Linked DNA regions of Homo sapiens: region 2 is linked to region 1. A link is a loop called in an ENCODE intact Hi-C map of the cell type or tissue named here. Cell type or tissue: CD14-positive monocyte. All regions are shown on one strand. Each heading gives the region's core, and the rest is flanking DNA. Links, peaks and the distances in the headings are about the cores only. Region 1 holds the start of LINC02328 (long intergenic non-protein coding RNA 2328). Region 2 overlaps FLRT2 (fibronectin leucine rich transmembrane protein 2).

The links. Peaks named below come from ENCODE experiments on the same cell type or tissue, not always from the same donor. Only the 100,000 strongest peaks of a DNase experiment are listed, where the experiment ranks them.
Region 2: a loop joins it to region 1, with 4 times the contacts of the local background. A loop is called at or near these places in 1 of 110 quality-filtered maps.

What each region holds. Positions count from the first base shown.
Region 1 is chr14:85,934,191-85,949,492 of GRCh38, forward strand. It overlaps LINC02328 (long intergenic non-protein coding RNA 2328), which reads left to right and starts at 488. Exons shown (of 4, transcript NR_110155.1): 1 at 488-671. RefSeq lists enhancers at 1-22, 393-602. In CD14-positive monocyte, for the core only: no CTCF peak of the experiment used is centred there; a DNase peak (open chromatin) is centred at 9,201; H3K4me3 peaks cover 572 bases; H3K27ac peaks cover 2,040 bases.
Region 2 is chr14:85,594,778-85,610,079 of GRCh38, forward strand. All of the region lies in intron 1 of FLRT2 (fibronectin leucine rich transmembrane protein 2), which reads left to right. Among named protein-coding and RNA genes, the nearest start is that of FLRT2-AS1, 71 kb to the left of the region's middle. In CD14-positive monocyte, for the core only: no CTCF peak of the experiment used is centred there; a DNase peak (open chromatin) is centred at 5,354; H3K4me3 peaks cover 719 bases; H3K27ac peaks cover 2,125 bases.

The sequences.
Region 1 (15,302 bases), core at 7,644-10,143:
CATACAATAGCATGTGTTTTTTCCAGTATGATGACCTAAATTCCTTTCGTTATATACCCAGTAATGGTGAGGGACTAAGTGGCTAAGTTGGCTGGACTTCCTGGGTCAATAGGGACTTCCCTAAGGGGACTATCCCCTAAACCCAAATAAGTCACAGCTGCAAGCTAAGGGATTTAAACTTCAACCAATCAAAGGGGACTTTCCCCTAAGCCAAAATGAGTCACAGCTGCAAGCTAAGGGATTGAAACTTCAACCAATCATATAGGGAGTTTAAGGTCTAGCTACAGCCTGATGTTTTTAACCAATCAGGCCCATCAACCCACAAGTGGGTTGAAAATAAGCTAATTGTATAGGACAGAAAAAGGAAAAGGGGAGGGGTCATAAGGCGATATAAGCATAAGACACCCAAGCCAGAAACAGCAACCCTTCTGGGTCCCCTTCCACCACGCAGAAGCTTTACTTTCGCTTTCACTTTACTTTTGCTTTCACTTTAACAAATCTTGCAGCCGCACACTCTTTGGGTCCGCCCGTTTCTCTAATCAAGTTGTAACACTCGCTGCTGTGGTCCACAGCTTCATTCCTTGAAGCCCGTGAGACACGAACGCTTCCATTGAGAAAAACCTTCCATCAGAAGAAGACTTCTCGTCTCAGTGGGACTGCTGAGTTGAATGGTACCTCTGTTTTAAGTTCTCTGAAAAGTCTCCAAACTGCTTTTTATAGTGGCTGAACTAATTTTCATTCTCACCAACAGTGTATAAATGTTCCTTTTTCTCTAGACTCGCCAGCATATGTTGTTTTTTGACTGTAGAGTAATAGCCATTGTAACTGGTTTAAGATGATATAGCATTGTGGTTTTGATTTGCATTTCCCTGATGATTAGTGATGACAAGCATTCTTTCATGTTCGTTGGCCGCTTGTATGTCTTCTTTTAAGAAGTGTCTGTACATGTCCTTTGCCCATTTTTTAATGTATTCTGTTTTTTGCTTGTTGTAAGTTCCTTACAGATTCTGGATATTAGGCATTTGTTGGATGCATAGTTTGCAAATATTTTCTCACATTCTGTAGGTTTTCTGTTTACTCTATTGGTAGTTTCTTTTGCTGTGCAGCAGCTCTTTAATTAGGTCCCACTTGTCAATTTTTGTTTTTGCTGCAATTGTTTTTGGGGACTTAGCCAAATTTTCTTTGCCAAGGCCAGTGTTGAGAAGGATATTTCCTAGGATTTTTATAGTTTGAGAGCGTACATTTGAGTCTTTAATTCATCCTCAGTTAATTTTTGTATCTGGTGAAAGGTAGGGATCCAGTTTCAATCTTCTGCATACTAACCAGTTATCCCAGCACCATTTATTGAATAGAGTGTCCTTTCCTTGTTGCTTGTTTTTGTTGGCCTTGTTGAAGATTGGATGGTTGTATAGTCACAGTTTACCTTGTATCTGGGATCTCCTAACCTCCTAAATAATTTTTTAAAAATTTTCATACATTACGGTTAAGTTTTTGTGCTCTAGACTTTTATGGGTTTTGATAAATGCATAATATCATCTATCCACCATTGCAGTATCATACAGAATAGTTTCACCACTCTAGGCAATCTCTTGTGCTTCACCTACTCAAATCTGTGTCTGTGAACCTCTAGAAACCACTGATATCTTTATTTTCTTTATTTTTTCATTTTTAGAGACAGGGTCTTGCTTCGTTTCCCAGTCTGGAGTGCAGTGGCACCATATATATGGCTCACTGCCACCTTTACTTCCTGGGCTCAAAGGATCCTCCTGCCTCAGCCTCCCAAGTAGCTGGGACTACAGGTGTGCACCACCATGCCCAGCTAATTTTTAATTTTTTTTGTAGAGCCAGGGTCTTGCCATCTTGCCCAGGCTGCTTTCAAATGATATCTTTACCCTCTCTATAAGTTTGCTTTTTCCAGAATGTAATATAATCATGCAGTATGCAGCAGTCCTTTCATGCTGGCTTCTTTCATTTAGCAATACACATTTAAGAATCATCTATGTCCTTGTACAGCTTGATAGCTCATTCTTTCCTATCTCTGAATAGTATTTCATTGTATGGATATACCAGAGTTTATTCATTTCTGTGTTGAAGAACATCTTGATAGCTTTCAGTTTTTGGTGATAATTTTATAAAATTCTATAAACATTCATGTGAAAGTTTTCTGTAGTTAAAATTTCTCAAATCATCTAGGTAAATATCTAAGAACCCAGCTGCTGGATTACAAGGTAAAAATATGTTTAGCTTTGTTAGAAACTGCTAAGTTATCCATCAGAGTGGTTGTACCATTCTGCATTTTCTCCGGTGATGAATGAGAGTTCTTGTTGCTCCTCATCCTAACCAGTATTTAGTATTAGCATATTTTGGTTTTTAGCCCTCTTAATACATGTACAATGTTATCTCATTATTATTTTAATTTTTATATACCTAATGACAACCAATGTTGAGCATCTTTACATGTACTTATTTGCCATATATATGGTGGTATCTGTTTAGAACTTTTGCTTACTTTTTAATTGAGTTGTATTTTATTCTTGAGTTTTAAGCATCACTCTGTATATTTTGGATGTATTATTTTTATTTTTTCTATCTTTTTTTTTTTTTTACCAGATATGTGTTTCACAAATATTTTTTTCTCATTCTATGGCTTGTCCTTTAACTCTCTTAATATTTCTCAAAGAGCAGATGTTTATAATTCTAATAAAGTCTTACTTTTTTTTCATGTATTGTGCTTTTGGTGCTGTATTTAAAAACTCATCGACAAATCTAAGATTCCATAGATTTTCTCTTTTCTTTTTCTTTTAGATGTTTTATAGTTTTTCATTTTAAAGTTAGGTACTTGATCAATTTCAACTTAATTTTTGTGAAAGCTGTAGAATATGTGCTAGGTTCTTTTTGTTTTAATTTGAGTATCCAATTGTTTCAGCACTATTTGTTTAAAATGTCAACATTTGCTTCATCGACTTGACTTTGAATCTTTGGGAAAAATGGAAACTACCATTGCAAAATTATAACTGAGACAGTGAAAGATATTTGACCTAACCAACTCCATTTTCTTCTAACCTCCAAGCTGTCCTTGTTCATTCCTCGGTGTAGGCTGAACTAACTTTGGGAGGAACTTAGTTTATAGTTTAAAACAAAAACAATAACAGCCCTTTCCCCAGACAAACCTCCTTCTTGCCTGGGGACTAGACTGCCTTTGTAGGACTAACAAATTAGCCACAAGATTAGAAATTATGGGCTGGGTGCGGTGGCTCATGCCTGTAATCCCAGCACTTTGGGAGGCCAGGCGGGTGGATCATGAGGTCAGGAGATCGAGACCACCCTGGCTAACATGGTGAAACCCCATCTCTACTAAAAATACAAAAAAAAAAAAAAATTAGCCGGGTGTGGCGGCAGGCACCTGTAGTCCCAGCTACTCGGGAGGCTGAGACAGGAGAATGGTGTGAACCCAGGAGGTGGAGCTTGTGGTGAGCCAAGATCGTGCCACTGCACTCCAGCCTGGGCGACAGAGTGAGACTTGGTCTCAGAAAAAAAAAAAAAAAAAAAAACAAAAAAACCCTAATCTGCTCTTAAGATCAGTGATTGAGATAAATTTGCAGACCCTCCCCTTGATGGATCAGCTGGCACCACCCAGATCAATTAACTGGCTCATCTGATCTTGTGGCTCCAGCCAGGAACTGACTTGGCCCAAGAGGACAGCTTCAATTCCCTATGATTTTATCCCCTTCCTGACCAATCAGCACTCTTGGCTCACTGGCTTCCCCCCGCCTACCAAGTTGTCCTTAAAACATCTGATCCCTGAATGCTCAGGGAGACTGATTTGAGTAGTAATAAAGCTCTGGTCTCCTGCACAGCTGGCTCTGCGTGAATTACTTTTTCTCTATTGTAATTCCCCTGTCTTGGTAAATTGGCCCTGTCTAGGCAGTGGGCAAGATGAACCCAATGGGAAGTTATAAATTCATTTGAATATATGTTTGGGCCTATTTATAGGCTCTCTGTTTTGTTCCACTGATCTATGTGGTTTTTTTTTGGTGAGGTGAGGTCAATGCTATGTGGTCTTAATCATTGTAGCTTTACAGTAAGTCTTAAAATAAGATAGTGTGAATCCTCAACATTATTCCTCTGTTCCTGCAGGATTGTGTTGGTTATTCTGGATCTTCTGCCTTTTAATTTTTCCTATAGAGGCAAAAGGAAAGCTTCTCTTCTGCTCTCTGAGGATTTGCTGCTGAAAAAAACTGACAATAGATAGATTAACAAAAGAAAGTCATATAACTCTATTAATGTGCAGAAGCATGGGAGCCATGGAAAATATGAGTCTCAAAGAAGGGCCAGATGGCTGCAGCTTAAATAACACTCTTCATAGGGGAGAGGGAGATGGGAGTGCAGGCAATTTAGAGTATAGGCAATGATGTTTAGAGAAATGAATTAGCCTAAAAAAAGACAAAGTTCTTTTGAGATCTGGGCGAGGTGGTGGCAAGTTATGAGAAGGTGATGAGATGTTCACCATGAACAAAATTTGTCTTATTATGCAGATAGTGTCCCTGGTAATCTCTTGGAGCTTCCCTCAGAAGTCTAGATGAAAAATCTCTCTGAGCGTGGTGATGACTTCAGATCTAGTCTCTTCTCCAGTGGTTAATCTTTCCCTGTTTTCTGTTGAAATTTCTAGGAAGTGTGTTTTAAGACAATTTCATGACTTCTGGAGGAACTTTTTTAATCAGATAAGGGAACTTGAGAGAAGGGTTTTCCTGAGGCTTCAATAAAGGAAGGGGTAAGGGGGGGCAGAGATTAAAGAGAGGCCATGGTCCTGAGGCTTATTTCTGAGGCCTTTCAACATTTTTTTTTTCAAAGCACTCAGCATGCCAAACTGCCATATTTTGGGTTGTCATTTTCTGAACCCCAATAAAACTTTAGAATCAGCTTATCAATATCTCCAAAATAGTGTACTAAGATTTTCTTTGAGATTCAATTGAATCACTTGAGAGAGTTTGGAAGAATTGTCATCTTAAGAATATTGAATCTTGGCTAGGCGTGGTAGCTCACACCTGTAATCTCAACACTTCGGGAGGCTGAGGCGGGCAGATCACGGGGTCAGGAGTTCGAGTCCAGCCTGACCAACATGGTGAAACCCTGTCTCTACTAAAAAAATACAAATTATCTGGGCATGGTGGTGGCTGCGTGTAATCCCAGCTACTCAGGAGGCTGAGGCAGGAGAATCGCTTGAACCTGGGAAGTGGAGGTTGCAGTGAACCGAGGTCACGCCATTGCATACCAGCCTAGGTGACAGAGTGAACCTCTGTCTCAAGAGAAAAAAAAAAAAAGGGAATATTGAATCTTTAAACTTGTAAATACGAGGCATCTCTCCATATATTTACACAACTCTTTGATTTTTTCATCATTGTTTTGTGTTTTTTGGTCTATAGATCCTAAATATATATGTATGGTTATATTTGTATGTGAATACTTCATTGTTTCAGTTTGGGGGAGGCTATAATAAATGCCTCTTTTTAAAAAAAATTATAAATCCCAATTGTTCTTTGCTTGTATGTAAACATGGACTTGACGTTTGTGTAATAACCTTGCATCTTGTGAACTTCTATAATTGCCTATTAATTCTCACTGCAGCCTCCGCCTTTGGGTTCAAACAAATCTCTTGCCTCAGCTTCCTGAGTAGCTGAGAGTACAGGCGCATGCCACCAAGCCTGGATAACTTTTGTATTTTTAACAGAGATGGGATTTCACCAGGTTGGCCAGTTTGGTCTCGAACTCCTGACCTCAGGTGATCCACCTGCCTCGGCCTTCCAAATTGCTGGGATTACAAGCGTGAGCCACTGAGCCCAGCCACTTGCCTATTTATTCTAAGTTGCTGCTGTTCATAGTTGCTTTGATTTTCCACATAGAAAATCATGTCATCTGTGTATTAAGACAGTTTTATTTCTTTTTTTCCAATTTGTATACCTTTTATTTATTTTTCTTACTCTTTTGTATCAATTAGTATTTCCAATACAAAATTGAAAAGTAATGACAAAACATCCTTGTCTGTTCCTGATCTTAAGGAAAAATTTTCCAGACACCCACCACAAAGTATGATGCTAGCGGTAGGAGGTTTTGTAATTTTAAAACACCAAATTAAGGAAGGCCCTCTCTATTCCTACTTTGATGTGTGTTTTCATGCTGAATGGGCATGGATTCTGTCACATAATTTTTTCGTTTCAATTGATACAGGCACATAATTTTTCTGGGTCTGTTACATTAGTTGATTTTTTTGAATGTGAGTTAACCTTGCATACTTGAAATAAACTTTCTGGGTTGTAGTGTATTACTGTTTTTATACATTCTCTTCAATTTGTTATTATTTAGTTGAGAAATTTTGCTTCTGTTCTTAAAGGATATTGGTCAGTAGTTTTCTTTTCTCTTAATGTCTTTATCTGCTTTTGGTAGGAGGGAAATGCTGATATTATGTAATAAGTTAGGAAGTGGCCCTTCTGTTTCTGTTGTGGAGAAACGGCATTATTTGTTTCCTAAGTGTTTGGTAGAATTCATTAACTGAAACCATCTGTTTCTCAGGCTTTCTTTTTTTAAAGTTATGAAATATTGATTGAATTTATTTAATAAATACAGGACAATTCTCATTTTCCTTTGTATAAATTTTGATAGTTTGTCTTTCAGGAGGTTTAGCTATTTAAGCTTTGTTATCAAATATGTTAGCATAACATTGTTCATTATAATCTTTTTTTTATTCTTTTCATGTCCATGGGTTCAGTAGTAATGACTCTTTTATTTCTGATATTGATAATTTCTGTCTTCTCTTTTTTATCTTGGTTAGCCTGGCTATAATTTTGTCAACTTTACTGAACTTTGCAAAGAAAAATATTTTGGTTTGTTTGATTTTTATCTATTATTTCTCTCCTTTTGATTTCTGTTACTTCTGCTCTAATCTTTATTAATTCTTTTATTCTGCTTGTTTTAGGTTAAGTTGCCCTTATTTCTATGGTTTCTTATAGTAGAAAGGTTATTGATTGTAGATATTTCCTCTATTCCAAGATATGCATTTAATTCTATGAATTTTGAAGCACTATTTTCACTGCATTCTCAAGTTTAATAATTGCATTTTAATTTTCCTTTATTTTAAACTATGTAAATGTTCTCTTGAGACTTTTTATTTGACCCATATGGTATTTAGAAGTATATTATATAATTTTCAGATACTTGGAAATTTCTCAGCTAAATTTCTGTTATTGACTTGTAGTTTTGACTGCACCTGTTATCTAAGATTAAACTTCATATTATTCTTATTTTTTAATAAGTATTTTTGATTCTTCTTTCCATTCCTTATGATGTTGCTAGCATTCATTTCTTTTATTCATATGCTTGAATCACCAAATAAATTGTTATTATTACTTTAAACAAATAGTTACTTTTTTGGTCATTTAAGAAAAAGTAAAACAAAATATTTTATTTTATCTTTATTTATTTATTCCTATCTTTTCTAGATACACATTTCTGACATAGCATTTCCTTCTGTTTGAAGAACATCTTTTAACATTTCATGCAGGAAGTTCTGCTGCCAATAAAATTCTTTATTTCTTCTTCACTCTTCAAGGATAATTTTGCTGATTATAGAATTTTAGTTTGGTAGTTTCTTTAAATATTTTAAGTATTTCACTTTACCCTCTTCTTGCTTGTGTGATTTTCGATAAGCCTGCTTTTATCCTTAAAATTGTTCCTCTATAGGTAAGTTTTTTGTTTTTGTTTTAGATCTGGCTACTTTCAAGTTGTTCTTCCTATCTTTAGTTTTCTGCAGTTTGAATTTTATATGCTTTGGAGGAGTGTGTATGTGTGTGTGTGTGTGTGTGTGTGTGTGTGTGTGTGTGTGCATTTATTTATTTATTTTTCCTGCTTTTTGTTTTTTGAATGTCCTTGATTTGTGGCTTAGTGTTTGCCGTTAATGTTTTAGATTTCTTGGTCATTATTACTTCAAATCTTATTCCTTCATTCTCTTTCTTTTCCTTCAAATAATATGCATATGATGCCTTTTAAAATTATACTGCAATTTATTTTTAGCTTGTTTTTGGTTTTTCTTTTATTACAATTTTTGAATGTTCTGTCTTTTTTTGTACTACTTTTCCCTTCGCATATATTTTGAGAATTCTCTCTAACAGCCTATTTTTAACCTCGCTGATTCTTTTCTGAGTTATTTGGAGTCTACTAATGAGCAATAAAAGGCACCTCTTCTTTTTCCTGTTAAGTATTTTCCTATTTCTAGTATTTCCTTTTGATTATATGCAATTTTGATAGTCTCAGCTTTGGCTCACAGAAACATCAATTGTCTTTCTATGGGAGCAGAAACTTGAATGAGAGTCCCATTAAGTCAACAAGTAGATAATTTCAAATTTCTAGATTTTTGAAATTATGACATTTGACATTCAACCAGTTAAATTATTTTTCTGAATCTATTATTTGGTCCGTCTAAATATGTTCTCATACCTGACTTAGTAGAAAGTAGAATTTAATTTTGATTGCATATTTAGTGCTAAGACACGTGTAGAACGACAACATATGCTAAAGCCTAAATTTTATAGTCAGGAGTGGCCATTTGTATCAGGATCAAGCATATAATGAGAATTACTCACATTGAAGTGTAGGAAATCAGAGCACCCGTATCTTTGATTCATTCTCAAGACCAAGTCAACTGGATCTAACATGAATATCAGGTGATGAAATAAAAGTGTGGCAAAATGTGAGCTAAAGACATTCTTATGGGCCGACATTGCTGTTATTCTGCTGTTAAAGCTAAGAACTCCTGCCTTGATGGATCATCTTTCTACAGATTAAAGTATAGTGTAAAGTCCATTTTTGTGTAGACTAAAGTACATTGTAAACAATAGTATCTGGTGATTGGTAAAGAATAGGCAAAGCCTACTTCAAGCCTTTCTTGAAGAGTGCCAATCATAAAAACAATATAGATACATAAACCATGTGAGCAATTCTAAATACTAATATCCCATGTTACAGTATGTAACATTTTAAACAAGTGCTGTACTTCAATATGATTCATTATACTCACCAAATGCTCTAGATAAATATATGTAAACAGTTTTGCCCATCATTCCTCCAAAATTCTCCTTTCAGCTCAGAGTGCACTGTTTAACAATCAAAGTTCCTCAAAGCATTGCCTTATGAAAAGGTTAGCATCAGCATGACACATTGGGGAAACTGCAAAAGCAACTTTCAATTGCAGCATTTCATTTCAACACACCACAAATTATCGCTCTTTGCTAGGATTTTGAACTGAAGAAAAAAGAAATGTCCAAATACCAAACCTCTAAAATATTTTTGTTTCCTTTGAAATAAGAGGAAGAAAACACTTCCTTGCAACCACTTGAAACAATAATAAGGCAGGTGTAACCATTACAGGGTAAAATTCTTTGTAAAAACTGTCACTAGACACTCAGACTAGGTGTCCTCATGCAGTAACTTGAGAGATCATTGATGCCATTTTTTTAAAGCAACAGCGAAACTTTGGGTCTGACAAACCCCATTCTTTTCTCAAAAATTCAACTGCGTAATAAGATGGCACTGCCTCTATACATCCATTTAATTTCTGCCAAAGGTATCACAAGCAATTTGCTCTCTAATGAAAATCATGAAAGGACTGTGTCTCATTTTGCAGGCAATTTTTAGTAAAAACCACAAGGGACTGGCATACTGGCATCTTATTTTCAGCTGGTAGGATTAGTTTGTTGAAAAAAAATGTAGAATGCTGAGATTGGAGAGTGGACAGAACTAACAGAGCCCTGGAGAGGAAGCCATTGTGCTCAATTATTGTTTGTGGAATGAATGAGTGAATGAATGACCAAACTATGAAAATCCCCAAAAGGATGTTTGCTGCAATGTTTAAATTAAATCCTCAAGTTGATTTTTTTTAAAAAAATATAACCATGAGGGAGATACCAATGAAGTCACAGCTTGTAAGGTATAATTCTCATTTTATGGTGTCAAATGAGATGGCACCAATGGGAAAATCATTCTGTCATTTAATGAATATATATTAAGTCCATACTGGGTTCCAGGAAATGTACTAGGTTTGTGAGGCACATTTAATAACACTACATATATTGCCCTTCCTTCAGAGAGCTGCAGTATAGTGGAAGAGGTAGGCATTCATCAAATAATCTCTTACAAATACCATTAGAACTTGTGATTAGTACTTTGGAAGAACAGTATAGGGAACTGTGGGACTATGAGGGTAGGTGTGGGGTCTGTCATCTGATTGGGGAAGTGGGGAAGAATGCCATCCTTGAATATATGTGCTGGAGCTAATATATGCAGTTTGAAAAGGCATTAACTATAGTAGGGAGTAGGAAGGCTCATTAGTCTGCTTTCATGGTGCTTATAAAGACGTACCTGAAACTGCAAAGAAAAAGAGGTTTAATGGACTTACAGTTCCACATGGCTGGGGAGGACTCACAGTCATGGTGGAAGGCAAGAAGGAACAAGTCGTGTCTTACATGGATGGCAGGAGGCAAAAAGAGAGCTTGTGCAGGGAAACTCCTGTTTTTAAACCATCAGGTCTCGTGAGATTCATTCACTATCATGAGAACAGCACAGGAAAGACCTGCCACCATAATTCAATCACCTCCTACTGGGTTCCACTCATGACACGTGGGAGTTACAATTCAAGATGAGATTTGGGCGGGGACACAGCCAAACCATATTGGAAGGAAAACGAAGATTCCAAGTCCTGAAGTAGGAGTCATTTTGACTTAGAACAAGTACTTTGTTAAGCTGTGTATAGACTGAACATGTCAAATGGAACCAAGTACAGATGCCCAAGAGTGAGGCAGGCCCAGCATGCCCAGGCTCTGCCTCATTGTCTGAAACAGTGAGACAACCTCAGGCAGACCAGAGGCCAAATCACAGTCCTGCACCACACAAGGGAGCCACTGCTGAGACCTAAGCCAGGTACAACTGTGGCCTCCTACACGGAGGATTTTCAAAATTCCACTTTTAATCCTTACCCATCTTCAGAGCTCATGTGTGAACACATTGGTAACTCTTCCATTTTATTTTATTTTATTTTGATGTGAAGTCCTTCTTTTCTCATAGATTTGCTCCATTTTCTCTATTAGATATCCTGAGAATGGCTCAGTGAGATGTCCTCCCACTTGGTCTGATGGAACACACATCAAATATGCAAATCCATCCATGCAATTTCTCTATCTGAGCTTTTATAATTTTCTATGACTTGAGACAACTCCAGCTTCCTTGTTGGGCATTTGAACCCCTAACAATTTGGCCTCAGCCCGTCTCTTCAGTTTTATGTCTGCAACTTGCTCTATGCAATGTGTAATCACATAACAAAAAATTCCTTTGGTTTTCATAAAAACATAATTTCCTCCCCTCATTTGGTGTGTAAATTACATTCTTCCTGATTAACTTAGCTTCCTTACTCGTCTTCCTTGTCCTTGTCTGCTTGATTTCATTTTACTTTTCAGACTTAGCTATCTTGTATCTCCTCCGGAAAACTTCCCCAGTGGCTAAGTAAGCAGATGTGGATTAGGGATTAGAAACATGGGATTTGGATTGAGGCAAATATGATAGTGAATCCTGGATCTTCCACTTACTATGAAAAAATATTTACCTCAGAGATCATTATAATTGATTTCAACTAGAGTAAGGACAATTGCACCTATATTCTTCAGTGAGAACTCAAGGAGTAACACATTACAAAGCACTTAGCAAGGAACCTGGATATAAAGAATATTTAGGATTATAAATCATGCTGCTATAAAGACACATGCACATGTATGTTTATTGCGGCACTATTCACAATAGCAAAGACTTGGAACCAACCCAAATGTCCAACAATGATAGACTGGATTAAGAAAATGTGGCACATATACACCATGGAATACTATGCAGCCATAAAAAATGATGAGTTCATGTCCTTTGTAGGGACATGAGTGAAGCTGGAAACCATCATTCTCAGCAAACTATCGCAAGGACAAAAAACCAAACACCGCATGTTCTCACTCATAGGTGGAAATTGAACAATGAGAACACATGGACACAGGAAGGGGAACATCACACACCGGGGCCTGTTGTGGGGTGGGGGGAGTGGGGAGGGATAGCATTAGGAGATATACCTAATGCTAGATGACGAGTTAATGGGTGCAGCACACCAACATGGCACATGTGTACATATGTAACAAACCTGCACGTTGTGCACATGCACCCTAAAACTTAAAGTATAATAATAATAAAATAAAAAAAAATTTCATAGTTGGTACTAACAATTATTGCTATTGTTGTTCATCATTGTTGCTGTATAGATGACTATTCTATGGCTCTGATGGAACATTTTTCATGACATTAAGCACAGTAGATTGACAATATATTTTTGCACCCCCATGTTTCACTTCAAACTACAAGATCCTAGGTCACACACCCTGACACATAACAGACTGAAATACAGACATAGATGACGTCTGTTCAGTCTTTGCTGTTCTCTGAACAGCGAATAAACTTTTTCTCCCCCAACTTGATATCCATACTCAGAAAAAGCTCATAACTTCCCAACTCATTAGCTGTGTAGGTGTTAGAATTTCTCCATTAGTGTCAAGGAAATAAAGCCAAATTGAAAGCAATTAGCCAATTGTATTTGGGTAGTTTTTTCCTTTTGGCTCATTTTAAATACAGACAGACTAAATTACCTCTACAGCTTGTCTTTGAAGTGTTGTTGTTTTTTTTTTTCTTTTTTAAATGCACAGATTGTATTTAGGTTATAAATAGAAAAATTGCATCTTTTCAATTTTTAAAAATATGCTGAATTCAATAAAATTATAATGGGTATTTATGAATCCTGGAACAGATAATAAATGCTTTTAGGACAAATTCTTTGGCTAGTATAACATATTAAAAAATAGCTTTTGGTACTAAAAACCTTAAGCCTTTTTTCAACCTTTCTACAAGTCTTCACTAAGCATTGATTCTGTGACATAAGAAACTTAAGAAAACTAAAAGTCATGTATTGACAAAGTATTAAGCCATAGAAGTCAAAAATGTAGACTCAGAGACTGAAATGAAAGCCTTTGATATTTCCTTAGCAAAATTTTGTATATACACTAATGTGTAGCACTAGAAGACTATAAGTGCCAAATTATATATTCCATTTCCTTTGTTAGCTTTATCAGAGATATTTAATTCAGCCCATTTTGGGGTCGCATGTGGGAATGGTTGGTTGGGCTGTGTAGCTCTCTTCCTAGGGGTAGAGTACGTATCTCTCTTCCTCACCAATAAGTATCAACTGCACAATTATTTAGCCATCATTGCCCTTTATGAGAGGGAAAACCTTTTTAAATATTTTTCTGTCACTCATGATTTGAACTGTGGTTTTAATGGATTTTTATTCAGGTTGCTGATGGGTTTTCCAGTGCTATTATGACAGAAACGAGAAGAATGCATTTGTGTGTGTGTGTGTGTGTGTGTATGTGTGTGTCAAGAAGCAAATGACTTTTAGCTGGAAAGAAGTGGAGTCTGAGGAAGATATCTAAAGGAAGAGCACATGAATATCAGGATTTTTCTAGCAGAAAGATGGTCTCAGAGAAAGGACGCTTTATAAAAGAACCTGGCAATAGAGAAAAAAAAAATCTGCTGCAAAAACCATTGTTTTACTGATGAACAGCTTTGTGGAATAAATCTTCTAAGACATTCACTGTCAATCTCTCATTTGTCAAAACACTGTGCCAACCTCCCCCACAGCCCCCTTAAGCCTGTCTCCTAGACAATAGGCCAATGCCATGAGAATTTGCTCTGTGACCCAGTTTCTCTGAGTGAGGCTCATCTATAGTTTATTCTTGAGAAACTAACTGTAAGATCAAAACGACCTCTGAGCACTTAGTGGGGTAGAAGAGAGGAGATTCTGTGTCAAATCTGACTGTGTATGACCCAGCACCTACAACTGAGACGGTGGGGAATGGACACTCCTGATGCATACTTGGTCAGTTACAAATCGTTGTATTAGTCTGTTCTCACATTGCCATAAATAAATACCTGAGACTAATCATTTATTAGAAAAAGACGTTTAACTGGCTCACGGTTATGCAGGCTGTCCAGGAAGCATAGCAGCTTCTGCTTTTGGGGAGGCCTCAGGAAATTTGTAATCAAGGCAGATGGAAACAGGGAAGCCAGCACTTCACATGGCTGGAGCAGCAGGAATAGAGAGAGGAAGAAGGTGCTATACACTTTTAAACAACCAGATCTTGTGAGAACTCACTATCACAAGAACAGCACTGGGAGGTTGGTGCTAAACCATTAGAAACTGCCCCCTCCCTGATCTAATCACCTTCCACCAGGCCCCACCTCCAGCATTGAGGATTAATTTCCACATGAGATTTAGGTGGGGACACAGATCCAAACCATATCAATCATCATCATGGAAATTCATGTATTTTGTACCTCTGTTTACAAATGATGTAGCAATAGTCCATGTAAAGCACAAGAAATATGTGTTATATGAGATATCCTATAGTTTTCTTTACATGATATGAGCATCAGGTGGATGATATATTAACAAAAAAATTAATTTTTCGGTAATTTTAAGAAACTGAAATGCTCACACTTCAGATGTGAGAGAATAATCTACATACTCAAAGTGGAGCAGATTTATGTATTTCACATGCCAGCTGATCATCTCTAGTAAAAATAGACCCCGTTGTATTAGAGACAAATACTTCAAAGAAAATCTTTTGACAATAAAGTACAACTTTCTACTTTCTGACCTAAATCTTCACCTTTCAGTCCTGGAGAGTATTTATCGTAATCTTTTTTTCAGGGTGATGCACCGAACTACCCAGTTCTCTCCCTTAGGAGTTTTCCTCTTTTTTCAAACCTGAGAAGCAAAAGTGCCATAACAATTGTGAAACGATTCAGAAGAAGAATGTCAGCTTTTGACAAGTCAACTTTTATCTCACTTGAAGGGACAGGAGGAAATCAGCAGATGAAAGGAGAATTGATGATTGATGAGGCCTTTGGCACAAAAAGTCATATCTAGGTATGCTGCCCTTTATGGGTCACCCACTTTCTCTCTACTCCACCCATTACTCCAACTCAATGCTCATAAAACACCCCTCTGATAATTAGTCTTGTATAGCCTGTTAATTCGCAAATGATTGTAACTATAGCTCTCTCTTTTTTTCTCTCTCTTGTACATTGGCTCTCTTGGGCTGGCTGTGTGGTACTGAAAGTCTTCAGGGTAGTGATAAGTAACTGGAAAATTCATTTATAAAGAAAAATTAATT
Region 2 (15,302 bases), core at 4,243-6,742, 340 kb before region 1:
TGAAAAATCTGCCGTTACCTTTTGACTCCCCCAGAATTTAACTACTAATAGCCTATTGTTGAGTGGAAGCCTCACCAATAACACAGTCGATTAACACATACTTTGTATTTTATATGTATTATTGACAGTATTCTTACAATAAACTAGAGAAAAGAAAATGTTATTAAGGAAATTGTAAGGAAAATACATTTACTTAAGTAAATGTATTAAGTGGAAATGGATCATGATAAAGTTCTTTATCCTCATCTTCTTCACATTAATAGGCTGAGGGGGAGGAGGAAGAGGAGGGGTTGGTCTTGCTATCTCAGGGTGGCAGAGGTGGAAGAGATGAAGGGTGAAGGGGAAGCAAGAGAGGCAGGTACACTTGGTGCTACTTTTATTCAAAGAAATCCACATATAAGTGGACCTGCATGGTTCAAACCCATGTTGTTCTAGTGCCAAGTATACTTCCATAATGCCCAAAGTCATTAATTAATAAGAGATGTGTTTTATAAGTTAGAAAGACCCTGGCTTTGGGAGTCATATAATCCTAGGATCAAGTGCTGATGTTTACAGTCTGTGTAAATTTAAGCAAATGAATTTACTTAACTTTAGTTTTAAGATAAATCTCACAAATGGGCTAGTAATAATGACCTACAAGAATTTTGTGACAATTAGCAGTAAGATGTGAAAAAAAAAAAAAAAAATGCCCGACAAGGTGCTTGGCATTGAGAAGGTGCTCAGTAACTGATTTGCATACATTTCAAGTATATATATGTGCTTGTTTGTTACATATGTGTATATGCACACAGCTATGAGAAATCATGGATTCCTTTCAAAAATGTGGAAGAAAGAACCCTTTGAAGTCTATATGAAAAGAGCTTAGGAATTAATGTCCTGCTTTTATCCACGGTATAACTGCCTACCATGTTCAAAGGGCATCGATAGAATTAATATTCAAAATTTTCTTTGAAGCCCTGATACAGAAGGACCCGGAAGTAAAACCCATAGCTATTTCTATAGGGGAATAAGTTCTCAATATCAAGTAACAGACCCAGTGGGAAAACTAGGCCATTTCTGGTTTGCTATGTTTTCTTGACTTCACATATATATTTTCTTGGTTCTGTGAAGAAGATTTGGAAGGGTTCACTTGGCGGGCAAGAAGTGATCGTGTTTCTTTGTCTGTTGGTTGGAGTTGAGCTGTACAAGTCCCCTGGGGCAGGTTTGGAGGTCTTTGAGATTTCTGCAATTGGGATTGGACTGGTTTTCATTCCGATTCAGATGGGCTGTGGCTGCATCTCTCAGGAAATTACGGTTCACTTTTTGACCGTCCAGGAAGAGCCTTTTAAAATAGTGATGCCCAAAAAACAAACAATGACTCCCTGCATAGGGCAAGGAGGCTGCATCTCACCCAGGGGCCAGGAAACAGGCGCCCCTGAACCTTTGCCGTTGTTTGTTTTCACACGTTATCTTCTCTTCCAGATCTGGAGACTGACATAGAAACTGTCCTCGCGGATTTAGGTGCGGTCCATTGAATTACCACCAATACTCATCTTCACAAGAATCTTAAATAGAATCAGGCGTTTCTGTAAATATTGAAACAACTGGACATACACTTTTCATGTCGCTCTGTTTTCCTTTCTGAGGAGCTCCAGCACATTTGTTAGCTATTTGTCATGTTACGCCTTTTACAATCATGGACCAAAACAGAGATTAGACACTAATGTAAGACAGTCTTTGTTGTCGTTGTTGTTGTTGTTGTTGTTTAAATGTGGAAAAAGGATTTTAATGTGGGAATTTATTTTCTGGAATTGTCCAATGTACAAATAGATAAAATAATTTCAGAGGTAGAGATTCTAAAGTAATTGAACCCATCGTCTTGCTAAAGACTTTTTTAAAAAAAACATTTTCATTATTTAAACTCTCTTAGCCTATCATGATGGTACCTGGGAGAATTCAGAGTTTCACAGGTGAGCAGTTACTGTGCATCTGGCACAGATGAGAACATGCTAGTTGCGCCTTGTTATGGGGTGTGTTGACTTTCAATTGATTTTAAGCACACTTGAAATGGTAATGAGAATACTGAGCTGGGAGAGAGCATATGGCCTTAACGATTTGATTCTCAGAAAACAAGCAAACATTTAAAAATGATAGAGTTTTCTGAGCGTCAAAGTCAAGGTGAAAGCTGGGTGTTTGAATGACAGAAACGATTTATTCTTTATTATCTTTAGCTGTGCCTTTATTATATTTTATTGCGTTGAGATGAAAAAAATAGAGAGGAACACCAGCATTTGCTATCCAAGTTTGGATCAAATTAAATATGACATAAGGCTTTGCTCAAAAGGTATGACAACTTTGGCGCTTTTGAACTCAAATCATCCTTTCAAACAAAATTTAATATGAAAAAGTCAATTAAAATATAATAAGGAAAAATGTAGCTCAAGGAGCTGGAAAATGAGAGAATATATATCAGGCCATGAGAGAAAGATGAAGAGAAATATAAGCTGTTAGGGCATGAACTACATTTATATATACAATACTCCATACATATTCTCTTATTAACTAAGACAGGTATGTGAGAAAAGGAGATGGGCGATTTAGAGAACGTTGATTTCTTTATGAGAAAATACATCCTATTACAAACATACGTGGTAAGTTTGTCTTTTTATTTGTTCTACCTGATTTTGCTGGCTGCCATTACCAGCTAAATGGCAAAGTCTGTGAGCTTATTTTTTTCTTAAGTTGCTCTATTTTCTTGATTAGAAGCTTGATACTGGAAGTAACAAGATGTGGTCAACTTTATATATATATTTACTTAAGATGGAGTTTTGCTCTTGTTGCCCAATCCAGAGTGCAATGGCACGATCTCGACTCACTGCAACGTCTGCCTCCCAGGTTCAAGGGATTCTCCTGCCTCAGCGTCCTGAGTAGCTGGGATTACAGGCATATGCCACCTTGCCCCGCTAAGGATGCGGCCAACTTTAAGACATTTATTTGGTTTAAACAACTTGTGAGGAGTCCAGTCTGTTCAGAGACACAATTACTTCTACTTCTGTGGAAATCTAAAAACATGAGTGAATTATGTGGAAACGTGTGGCTTCAAATTGTATACTGATAGATGTTCCAGCTGAGTGGGACTGCTGAGATGATATATTCTGTTGGCATGCCTTTATACCCACAAAGTGGTTTATTTACAGTCAGAAACATAATTGTCTGCAGTTGGGAACTCATCTGAGCTGATCTCAGTTTTCAAACTCTTTTTCTTATGGCTTGCCTACACTTGTCACTATTTCCTTCAGTTGTTTCACTCAAAACTGTCAATCTAGTCACTTCATATAGACACATCCCACATCTAATGATGAAAATAATCATTGCCATTTATTGAGCACTTACTCTATTCAGGCCATTTACTAAGTAAAAACTTTGCATAAGTAGGCTCATTTAATCTTTATAAGCTTGTTGCAAGGAGATTTTGGATCGGAGTTGTTACACGATTTGCTGCATGTTTGTCCAGCACTCATTAATGACAGAGGAAGTGTTGGGACATACAAGTCTGTCTGACTGCATTTCAGAGAAAAGGGAATGATGGAGTGGGATTGGGTGAACTGTGTTTCATTCATCCTGGAATTAAACAGATTTCACAACTGAATAAAGCCATTATACGGGAATTCTAAACTTAGATTTTCAAGTGATTTTGGGGTGCAGTGCACAAGTGACACCAGATACTGGGAGCAGATTCAGAAAACCAAGTCTTCTCTATCATCCTTATCAGCCCTTTATGTCCACTGAATTCATCGTAGGGCTTGGCTTCTGATGGTGATGTTCTGATGCTCTGAGAAGTTCTTTAGAAGTTTGTGTGATCACAGAGCTGCTTCTAAGTTGGACCTCATAGGATTTTCGAGCTGAAGGAAACCTTAGATGTTATAAAATTCCTCTTCTTCCTGTTACGGTTTTAATATGCAATCCTAGATAAATGAAGTGACAACACTTCCCGTTAGTGACAGAACTAAGACAAAGATGTAGGTCTTCGGAATTCAATTTACCTCCTTCTCCTATTCAGACAGCCTCTCTTTAAAAAGCTGTGTTGTGTGATAGGTTTGATGATGTGCAACTTATTTTATATAGCTATACATTAAGATGAAATAAGAGAAATGGGATGGTTTTTTTTTTTTTTTTTTTGAGACGGAGTCTCGCTCTGTCGCCCAGGCTGGAGTGCAGTGGCACAGTCTTGGCTCACTGCAAGCTCCGCCTCCTGGATTCAACCCATTGTCCTGCCTCAGCCTCCCGAGTAGCTGGGACTACAGGCTCCCGTCATCATGCCCGGCTAATTTCTTTTTGTATTTTTAGTAGAGACAGGTTTTCACTGTGTTAGCCAGGATGATCTTGATCTCCTGACCTCGTGATCTGCCCGCCTCGGCCTCCCAAAGTGCTGGGATTACAGGCGTGAGCCGCTGCGCCTGGCCTTTTTTTTTTTTTTTTTTTTTCAAGGTGACAAGTATTGCAAACAGCTTTTGATCCTATGAATCACTATTAACTCAATAGGCTAAAAGTATTTGCAAGGTCAGAAATGGCCATATTTTGGCTGCTGCCTCTGTAAACCACTGTGAAGAACAATCTTATAAGTAGGGCGCTACCAAAGATACAACATATTTCTCTTCCTAATTCTTAAAGCAACCATGTAAAGTAGGCATTGTTATTCATATGTACCAGGAGAAAACTGTGACCTAGTGAAGTTAAATTACTTTCCAGTAATTTCAGAATATTCAGGCATTGAACACTGGTTTCTCTAATGTGTTTTCCTCTATACCACATTGGATTGAAGAAAGAAGTTTTAAGTTAGTCAGACAGCGCCATGTACAACTAAACAAACTTAAGTTGTACCTTAGCCATTAATTAATCTTTAATCAGTTCAATTACTCTTTCTCCTTCTCTCTCTTTTCTTTCCTCCCCCCGTCTTTCCTTCTTTCCTCCTTTTCTTTCTTTCTTTCTTCCCTTTATCAGTTGATTAACAAATTATACGTGTATTTTACAGGTGAAGAAACCAGGCCACAGGAAGATTAAATAACTTCCCCAAGGTCACATAGCTAGGAAGTGTTAGATCTGGGATTTAAATCCAAGATCCGAATAAAAAGGCTGCATACAGCCATGGAAATGTTAAATATTATTGTCACAGGCAGTAGAAATAAAAGTTGTTAATAGGACAGTATATGATGGGCACAATGATACCTTCAGAATATCATCTGTAAGTAATTGATGGTGTTTAGAGACTGGAGACAAAGAGATGTGACGCAAGTGCAGTTCAGCTCATTTATGGGGGTAGCTATAAATAAAGGAGGAGAGGCATGTGAGCGATGTTGTAAAAGAAGAATTGACCTCACTAATGATTCATTTGGGCGATAAGAGGAAGTAGTAGGAGGCAGCATAGGCCTCTTTACTGTAACAAAAGATGTTGATGCCATTGGTCAAAATGGAGAAGTCAGAAAAAGAGCTTGAAAGATTTGGTTTGAAGTTCCAGATGGACGTGTGTGGCTGTCGGTATCCATGGGTTTGGAAATGCAGGGCTAAATTTCTGATCAGAATGTTCTAATTGGGTTAAAGATTTGGTATCCAGACTTCTAAGATTAAAGTGGTAGCATTTAATCATGTACATTTAATCTGTGTACTGAGGAAGAGGTGCTTGGAAATAGAACTATGAGGACTGCCCACGTTTATGTGCAGGGAAGAAAACAGGCATGGTCAGAAAAAGGAAGACTCTGACAGGACATCAGAGAAACTGATGGAGGTTAGAGCTTGGGGAAAATAAACGTGGTCAAGAGAATCTAATCCTTGCAGAGAAGTCAAGGCAAAGGAAAATTGAAAGAGACCATTAGATTTTCTATTATGAAATTATATTGTGGACTTTTTTTGCAATTTCAAAAGTATTTCAGGAGAGTATAAGCTGGATTATAAGGAACCAGGGAGTAAGAAATAGAGACAATATAATTTACATGGAAGCAAAAATAAAGGTGGAGTGGGAGCTTGGGGAACTTCCAGTGCTGGGAAAGAGTTTTTGGAATAGTGAAGACCTGATCCTCTTTCTCATCAGAGAAGACCTGGTTGGGGGTCGAGTCTGTGACTTATGTGTTATGCTGCACAGAGTGTTATCCATTCTAACTGCTTAATAGATGTTCGTTGAATGACAAGTTTAGTCTTTATCAAGCCAGGAGATAGATAGGACTTTCATTTCATATTGTGTAAAAAATAGAAATAAATAAGCCATTGGAAGTCGTGTCCTACAGTAACAGGAGGGTGAGAGGGAGATTGGATGAGGGGCACAAGCTGAACCTCAGAAAGGAGAATGTTCAGCTGACCAGGGAGGGACTAAGGTACAGGAAGCAGTGAAGATGTAGGGATGGAAGCTGAAGTGCTGTAGGTAGTGTAGGATGAGATAGAAGGGAGATGCAGCATGGAAGAAACCAAGTGAAATAATGTTGCCCTGGGCAGGCGGTAAACTATGAGTCCAAGCCATCAGGGCCGGGTTGAACTCACCATGGACTAGTGGACCATTGTTGAGCCATTTTTTAAGCATTGCTTACAAGCCTCTTTGAACTTTAAATGACACAGCATGATCCTAATAAAGAGGTTCTGGAACACAGCCAGACTTCCAGGACTAAAATTATGCCCAACATCACCAGTTCCCTGGGGAGGCCACAGGCCTCTGGATAATGGAAGACAGCAGGCTGTCCTAGCAGCTGGTGAATGGCAAGCTGCAATGGATTAATGGCTTAGGGAGCAAAGCCCTGAAGACCTTCCCAGCCCATAGGAAAAAGCACAACTCTGGAGTCAGAATACTTGGGTTTGAACCCCATCTTTGCTACTTGCTAACTGGACAAGCTTGAGCAAAGTCCTGCTACTCCCTGAGCCTCAGTTTGGTCGCTTATAAAATGAGACTAATGATAATACTTGCCTTAGAGAGATGTGAGGATCAAACAAGATGCATCAGAGAAAACTTTGTAAATTCTATGCAAATATTAGATTTTAAATAATTATAATTATTACTGGTAAAGTCACAGAGATGTGGATAGCTAAGAAAGAGTACTAGCAGAAGGATTTCCCTGTGTCTGACATACTCAGCTCAAAAATGGGAAACTTTCCCTTGAGGTCACCGTGGAATGTTTTGAATATCAGGTTCTAGAAATAGTTGCTTCTGGAAGTCAGGTGGGAGTGTTCATTGTCTACCACCAACAATGATTATTGATCTGTATGAAGGAGCAGCCATTTTCACAATAGAGAATTGCTTTTTAACCATATCTAAGCCTGTGAATACAATTTGTTATTATTTATTTATAATGAAGGGTAGTAAAGTGTCTGCTTAGATATATAGTGACTTATAAATGCATTTGCACATATGTATTTACATATGCACTCTTATACATACGTACACCCTGTAAATGCATGCATAAATATGCATGTATATTACACAAAAATACACATGTACCTACTTGATTTTCTTTACTGTCTCCTGACAAAGCAATCTATTCAAATTCAGTTTCTCAAAGTAACCATTTTGCTACCACAACCTTAGAATAGTCCCTTTGCTCCGACTTGGAGTTGTCACTGCAGAATTATTCCTGGTACACTACTGGCTTTGCTCCCTGCCCAGCTTCTCAATTGGAAGGCGAGATGGCACTTCCGATTTTATTAAAGCACGCTGGAGCTCAAAGAACAAATTGGAGAAATCAGGATTGATTACGTTATGTGCTCTCTTTGTCTTCCTCCGGGTTTGTTCAAAGCCAAGTGTGAGCTTTCAAAGCCAGAGTAGCTGAATGGAGTTCTATGCTCAGCACAGGGAACTATGATTTGGCAAATGTTCCAATTATGAAGAGTGAAATGGAAAGAGTGGGCGTAATTTTGCTTTAGGAACTGCACCTTCACATCAGTGATTTTTGCCCTGTTAACTGAATAGATCTGGCAACTTATTAGGAAACAAGTTGCTGGAGTGTCACAAACGGATGGTGTCTTCTTTGATGCATGTGAATTCTTTGTGTAGGGGACCCTTCATTTCTGTTTAAAATGGAACAAATAAACCATTTGGAAGAGGTATTACATAGAAATCTACTATAACCCCAGAATAATGATTACCTCTGTTTTAGGGTTTCGGGTTTTTTTGCTTTGTTTTGTTTTGTTTTGCTTTTGGAGAATGGGGGCATTTGAGCGCATAACTTCCTTCTTTACATCTGATGGGGAATGTGAAAAGTATAAATGAAGTTTATCTTAAATGCCCTGTTCTCTTCAAATCTTTCAAATATTCCATTTAAATAGGATCTTTCTCTTTTGTGTCTGGGTATAATTTTGTTGATACCTCTTTGGCATTTATGACCATCTGCCTTAAATTATTAATTGGGCTTTCATCCTTGCCGTCCTCTCTCCTAAATAATGTGCAAGCAAGGACTTTAACTGATTTATTTCTGAATTCCCTGAAGGTACTTGGTACAAGCTGCAACAGAGAACAACGCCTGTAGAGCTATCTACAGAGAACAGTAGATAGAGGCCCCTTTGTGTCTATGGGAAAGAGGAAAGTTGAGGTTCCGGGCATCGATTATGAAGGAGAAAAAAAAAGATGTGTCATGATGCTTTCTAGAATAATAGGATTGACTGAATAACTGATAGCTTCAAAACCAGCATATAAAGAATAGCTGTGTCTGACTGCTCATTGCTGAGTGAGGTTTTCTGATAAGGATGAGATAAGGTCAGGTAAATAACTTCTGATAATAGATGATGGGATTTCCTTTTCATTCTTACCTTTCTTTCTTTTCTGTCACATCTTGTTAGGTAATTAAGACCTGGATTGAGACCAGGCACGGTGGCTCACCCCTGTAATCCCAGCATTTTGGGAGGCTGGGCGGGCAGATCACCTGAGGTCAGGAGTTTGAGACCAGTCTGGCCAACATGGCGAAACCCCACTCTACCAAAAATACAAAAATCTGCCAGGCATAGTAGTATGCACCTGTAGTCCCTGCTACTTGGGAGGCTGAGGCACAAGAATCAATTGAACCCAGGAGGTGGAGATTGCAGCGAGCCGAGGTCTCTTGCCACTGCACTCCAGCCTGGGCGACAGAGCGAGACTCAATCTTGAAACCTGGATTGAGAATGGAGAACAGATCCGAAATTAAATGTATGCATGTTTCTGGATAACATAAGGTAACTTTTCCTTGTGTCTTGAGAGTGCCATTTTTACTGTGTTAAAACATGGCTGCTTTAACAGAAATGGAAGCCCATTTCTGTTGCTTTCTTCAATATCATTTTGATGCACTGAAGAACTTCAGGAAGCCATCCTACCTAAATCTATCCCAACCTGTCTTACTAGTTAGTGAAAACATTTTTGTGGAGTATCTTGAGGGTGGGATGGGTTGGAAATTGTCACATATTTTAAGATTGAAAAGGAGCTTAACTATAATCTGCTTTGTCTCCTTTCATGCTGGTGGGTGGCATGACGCCTAGGAAAGGTAAGTGATGTGTCTGCCTTAGCGGAACATTCAGGAGTAAAATCATGACTTCCTGAGTCTTATCCAGATCTTCCTTTACTTATGCCTATTTCCTCTGTTTTCAACATTTATATATTGCCTGGTAATCGCCAATGTGCTCATTTTATTTACGTGACTAGATTACCAATTTACTAAGCACTCGAATCATATCTTTGACTTCTTTTGAGCTCCCACCATCTAGCCCAAGTCTTTGAACATCATAATTCACAGTAGTATTGTTCACTTTAAGGATTAATGATTGCTGTGGGCTGCATTTGTTTTCATAAATTGCTCTGGGTGAAGAAATTGAGAGAGAGTTGGAAAACTCCACCAAGAAAGAAAAAAAAAATCAGAAGCATTTAAAATAAATAAGCCTAGGACTGTTTTTAAAACTGAGAAGATTTTTTTTTGTTGTTGTTCTTATTGTTTTTGAAATTGGACTAATGGTAGAGGGAATAAAAGGATCCAGATAAACTAAATTGCTCTAAATAGCTGTAGTTCAGAGCAGTGCTAAAGAAATACCTTCAAAGAGTGCTTAGAAAATGGGGAAGAAATTAGTCTTTCCTGCTGTGTGTGTTGGCAGAGGGGTGAAGTGGGTGGGGGTTAGGAAGGAAAATAGGAAGACATTTGGTCCTCCCAGCCTAGTCTGGCTGTCACTCCTGTTAGTGCCGACATGATTCTTTGACACAGAGAGTTCAGAATCATCACAGGTCACAGAGAAGATGCCAGTAAGAATTCATAGCCCTTTTGGGGCCTAACTGCAGTGAACCTGGTAAATAATTCAGGCAGTCAGAAGTGCCTGGGTATGGAAGACTTTAACTGAGCGTTTTCATCTTTTCTTTTAATATCATCTCAGGCCTTTCCAGCTAATTTGATTAAAACCTACATTTCCCCACACCCCCTCTTCCTATTGTCAAGAAAGACCATTTAGGGAGCCCAGAGTTTTGTTTTCTCTCAGCTACATTGTGCTTTTGATAACTTGGAAATATAATTGGAGATTGGGAACATCATTAAGCCAGTACTGGCAGCTCTCTCCTGTGAATGGTGCTCAACACTTTTGCTTGAGTTTTGCCTCAAAAAGTCATAGATTTTCCAGATTTTAAGGCTGATAGAACCATGATATACATTTGAAAACTTATATAGTGTACATGTTACCTAATATCAGACATAATTGGGACAGTTACTTCAGTTAAATTAAGAAATCATAAAGATATTTAATAATAACTTGTGGCTGGGCACGGTGGCTCACGCCTGTAATCCCAGCACTTTGGGAGGCCGAGGCGGACAGATCACAAGGTCAGGAGATCGAGACCATCCTGGCTAACACGGTGAAACCCCGTCTCTACTAAAAATACAAAAAATTAGCTGGGCGTGGTGGCGGGCACCTGTAGTCCCAGCTACTCGGGAGGCTGAAGCAGGAGAATGGCATGAACTGGAGCTCGCAGTGAGCCAGGATCACACCACTGCACTCCATCCAGCCTGGGCAACAGAGCAAGACTCCATCTCAAAAATAAAAATAAATAAATAAAATAAAATAACTTGTACACAGAAACATCAAATTGGACATTAATTGGCCAATCTTTTGACGTACAGCTCAGTTTTCATCTATATATTTCCATAGCACCGATTGAATTCATATTATTTTCTCCCCCAAATATGTCAACCCTGACTTCCAGTTTGCTTTATTATATTGAGATGAAAGATTTGTAAGATTCTCTTTTCCCTACTTCCCCCTCCCCCGCATATACCAGCAACTTTAGCTAGCATTCATGATTTTTTCTGAACCATTCAAGTAAGTTTTCACACCATGAGTAACTCCTTTTTGTACTCCTAATATTGCCCAACCAAATATTTCTTTATATTATATAATTACAGTTAAAAGGTATAAGTGGCATCACATACTTAGGGACTCTTGGTGAGCGCACAGCTCAATGGTTAAGAGTACTGTGTGGAGGTATTAGAAGAATATTGTAGCAACCGCTAACACTCAGTATGTCATGGGCTGGTGTATTTTGTTGAGGGTGTGAGAACACAGTGTTTTCTATGATTAAATGGAATATTGGTAGGAAATTTTCTGCTACATATATCCCACCTACCTGTAATCTTGGGAAAGTTACTTAAACACTTGACGTCCCAGTTTCTGCATCCCTAAAATGGCAATGTAATATTTACTACACAGTGTGGCCATCAGAATTAGGTAGCAAATCTCAAGCACGTGGCTTGGTGCATTACACGTTACATGTTACATGTTAGCTGTTACTCTTTTTTTTTTTTTTTTTTTTTTGAGAGGGAGTGCTGCTCTGTTGCCAGACTGGAGTGCGGTGGTGCGATCTCAGCTCACAGCAGCCTCCGACTCCCTAGTTCAAGCGATTCTCCTGCCTCAGCCTGCCGAGTAGCTTGGATTACAGGCACGCACCACCACGCCCAGCTAATTTTTGTATTTTTAGTGGAGACAGGGTTTCACCATGTTGGTCAGGATGGTCTCCATCTCCTGACCTCGTCATCTGCTTGCCTCAGCCTCCCAAAGTGCTGGGATTACAGCTTGAGCCACCGCACCCGGCCGTTAGCTGTTACTCTTATTTCCATGCTTGGTAGTCTATGATAGTGTCTCTCAAACTTCTTGCATTATTACACCCCCTTCCCCCACACCCCCTGCCACCATCCGAAGGAGATTGCCTAGATTTTTTTTTTTCTAAAGATTGCCTTCCCTCATGACATTTTAATACTACAGATCTACTGTATATCTATGGATGTACTGTAGCCACCTGGAGGGACACAAATTCTCATAATAGCTAAGGTTTTTTTAAATCTCTTTTCCACAAGAACCAGTTTTTATCCCGCTGGAGAAGACGCCATATGCTCATTGGGAATGCATGATCTATTGGGTTATAGATGATTGCGTTTTTGCTCAACCCAAGCCATCAGAGCACCATGTTAGAAGAGGGTTGACTTTCTAATGGGGGATTGAGCAAGTTTTGACCCAAGAGTCATGCTCCCTCCTCTCCTGGAAGTTTTCCTGCCGAGATGGAAGCTTAGATTTGGGAGCCAATGGTGCAGAGGGTACAGTAAGGGATTGATGCACATCAGTGATTTTTAGAGTCTGGGAAAGCAATTAGAGTTAGGCGATATGACTTTTCTTAATAACCACTTAGCAGCAGTTTTCATTTTTGTTAATGGATTGTCATTGAAGATTCAAAGTCATTATTCATTGAACAGAAAAGTAGGGAGTCAGTGGATTCTTGCAACAGCTAGGGGTGGGATCACAGCACCAGGGAAAAGAAAGTTTTCGGCTCCAGGAAGAAATGTTTTTGGGGAGGCCTGGAAGCTGAGATTGAATTCAGTGTGAATGTCCAGAAGAAGGACTTGCCTTCAGTTTACAAACAAGTTTTTGCTTTGCAGTCCTTCTATGAGAGTTGGTTGTAAGTGAGCTGTTTCTTAATCACCTTGTGTTGTAATTAGTTGTGGCATGCTTGTCTTATGTATTATGCATTTTATGTGCTTTCTACTGTATTAAGAAATCAAGCGTCTCTGTATGAGTCAGCTCATACTGCCCGAACAAAGTACCACAGACTGCACAGACTGGATGACTTGAACAACAGAAATGTATTTTCTCACAATTCTGGTGGCTAGGAGTTCAAGCTGTCGGCAGGGCTGGTTTCTTCCTAGGCTTTTCTCCTCAGATTGTATTAATAGATAGCCATCTTCTCTTCTCTTGGGTCCTCACATGGTCTTCCCTCTGTGTATGTCTGTTTCCTAATCTCCTCTTCCTGTACAGACACCAGTCATATTGGATTAGGCCCCACCTTAATTACTTTATTTTAACTCGATGCTCCCCTTAAAGACTCTGTCTCCAAATATAGTCACATTCTGAGATACTGGGGGTTAGGACTTCAACATATGAGTTTTGGGTGGGAACAGTTTAGTCCATTAACAGTCCACTGCCTCTCATGTGTTTGCTTGATAAATGATTTTTTTTTTTTTCTTTTTTGAGACAGAGTCTCACTCTGTTGCCCAGGCTGGAGTGCAGTGGTGTTATCTCGGCTCACTGCAGCCTCCACCTCCCGGGTTCAAGCAATTCTTCTGCCTCAGCCTTCCAAGCAGCTGGGATTGCAAGAGCGAGCCTGCCACCATGCCTGGCTAAATTTTGTATTTTTAGTAGAGACTGGGTTTCGCCATTTTGACCAGGCTGGTCTTGAACTCCTGACCTCTAGTGATCCACCCGCCTCGGCTTCCCAAAGTGCTAGGATTACAGGCATGAGCCACCTTGCCCAGCTGATAAATGATTATTGAATAAGTGAATGAACAGATGAATGGATGGATGGATTTTTATTTAATTGTGGTAAATCTGTTGAATTAGTAACTCTAGCAATATTCGTGAGTTAAGTCATAATGTTTCTTAAAGTTTTTGTGTTTCTTCCACCCTGAAGATATGCTTAACAGATGACATTCTTCAGCAATGTTTCTATTTATTCAGGAAGTATGCACGACCCTTCTCTTCTTGGAGGCAGGTCTGCTCGTCATGTGAAGAGCCACTGCCCTCAACAGGCCCACGCAAACATTTGCCAGCGTCCTGAGCAAGAACATGGGGAGAGGCCTGCTTTAGATCTAATTGTTCAAAAGCTACAAATCTCATTAGCAAGTTGTTTAAAAAGTGTAGGCACTTTGCCTATTGTGACCCATCTGGCTTCCAGAATATCCTGGAAGGCCAGGCAGATTTGACCTTAGAATTCTCAAACTCTACCAAATACAGAACAGAAAGTGGCAGTGCAGGGATAACTGGTCCAAAGTCTCTTCCTTTCCCACTGAGGTTCCGTCCTGAAACCCAAGAGGCTTTGCACACAGACACCCCAGCTCTGCACTCCTCCTTCCCAATCCGAACAAGCTTAGAAGTGTCATAACCTCAGGAGGACAGACCCAGTGGAGAGGTCCTCCAGGGCCCTGTGAGAAAGTTGGAGCCAGGAAATTCTGGAATCTGGGCACCCAAGATGGAACCTAGAAGGAGCAATACAGGCTTTGGATGGTCATATCCCTTTGACCCTGTGCGTTCCTTACCCTGATAGGAGGGGTGTTGGTTGTAGGTCTAAGGTTGGTACTGTGGTCAATTTCAGCTTTTTCAGGAACTCTCACTGGTTTTGAGATTATTCCCATATTCTGAATTCCCTGCAGAATGGTCAAGAGAGTTGGGGAGATAGAACATTTGGAGAAAACACTAGAGTCAGAGCGTAGCCACCTGCAAAGGTAGTTAATGGAGGTGGCTGTTTCACCGGGAATTTGTTTCATTTAGTCTTGACCTCTTGACCCTGAATACCTAGTTTCTGCACCTGTGAGTCCCCCCAAAAGACAAAGTAACTCCGTTAGGAGACTTGGTTCTAGAAACATATGAGCATATTTCAGGAAGAACCAGAGCATGAGTGGGCACCTGCACGCCTTAAATGGGGCCTGCCCTCTGCAGTGAGCCATGAGCTGGGGGAGCAGCCCCGCACCTCTATTCTCAGGTGAGACAGGGTCACCTCTCGTGAGTCACACAGCCCAGGCAGCCTTCTAGAAACGTGTCAAACTCTATTGCACTAGTAACTTTTTTATTGCTAGGGTCACTAAAAGCCACTTTTTCAAATTATCGGAGGTTGTTTGCCAGGCTGTGCACAGAACTTCAGAAGAAGGAAAAAAGCCAATGGTTTTCTTCACCACACATAGAATAATTTATAGGTAGGGACCAATTTACTTGCTAGGGAACAGTGGGTGGCCTGTGCCTTCCCCAGTGGAAGGGACATTATGCTAAGCAGGGTGGCAGGCTTCAGTGCTCATGATAGAAGTCAAGAG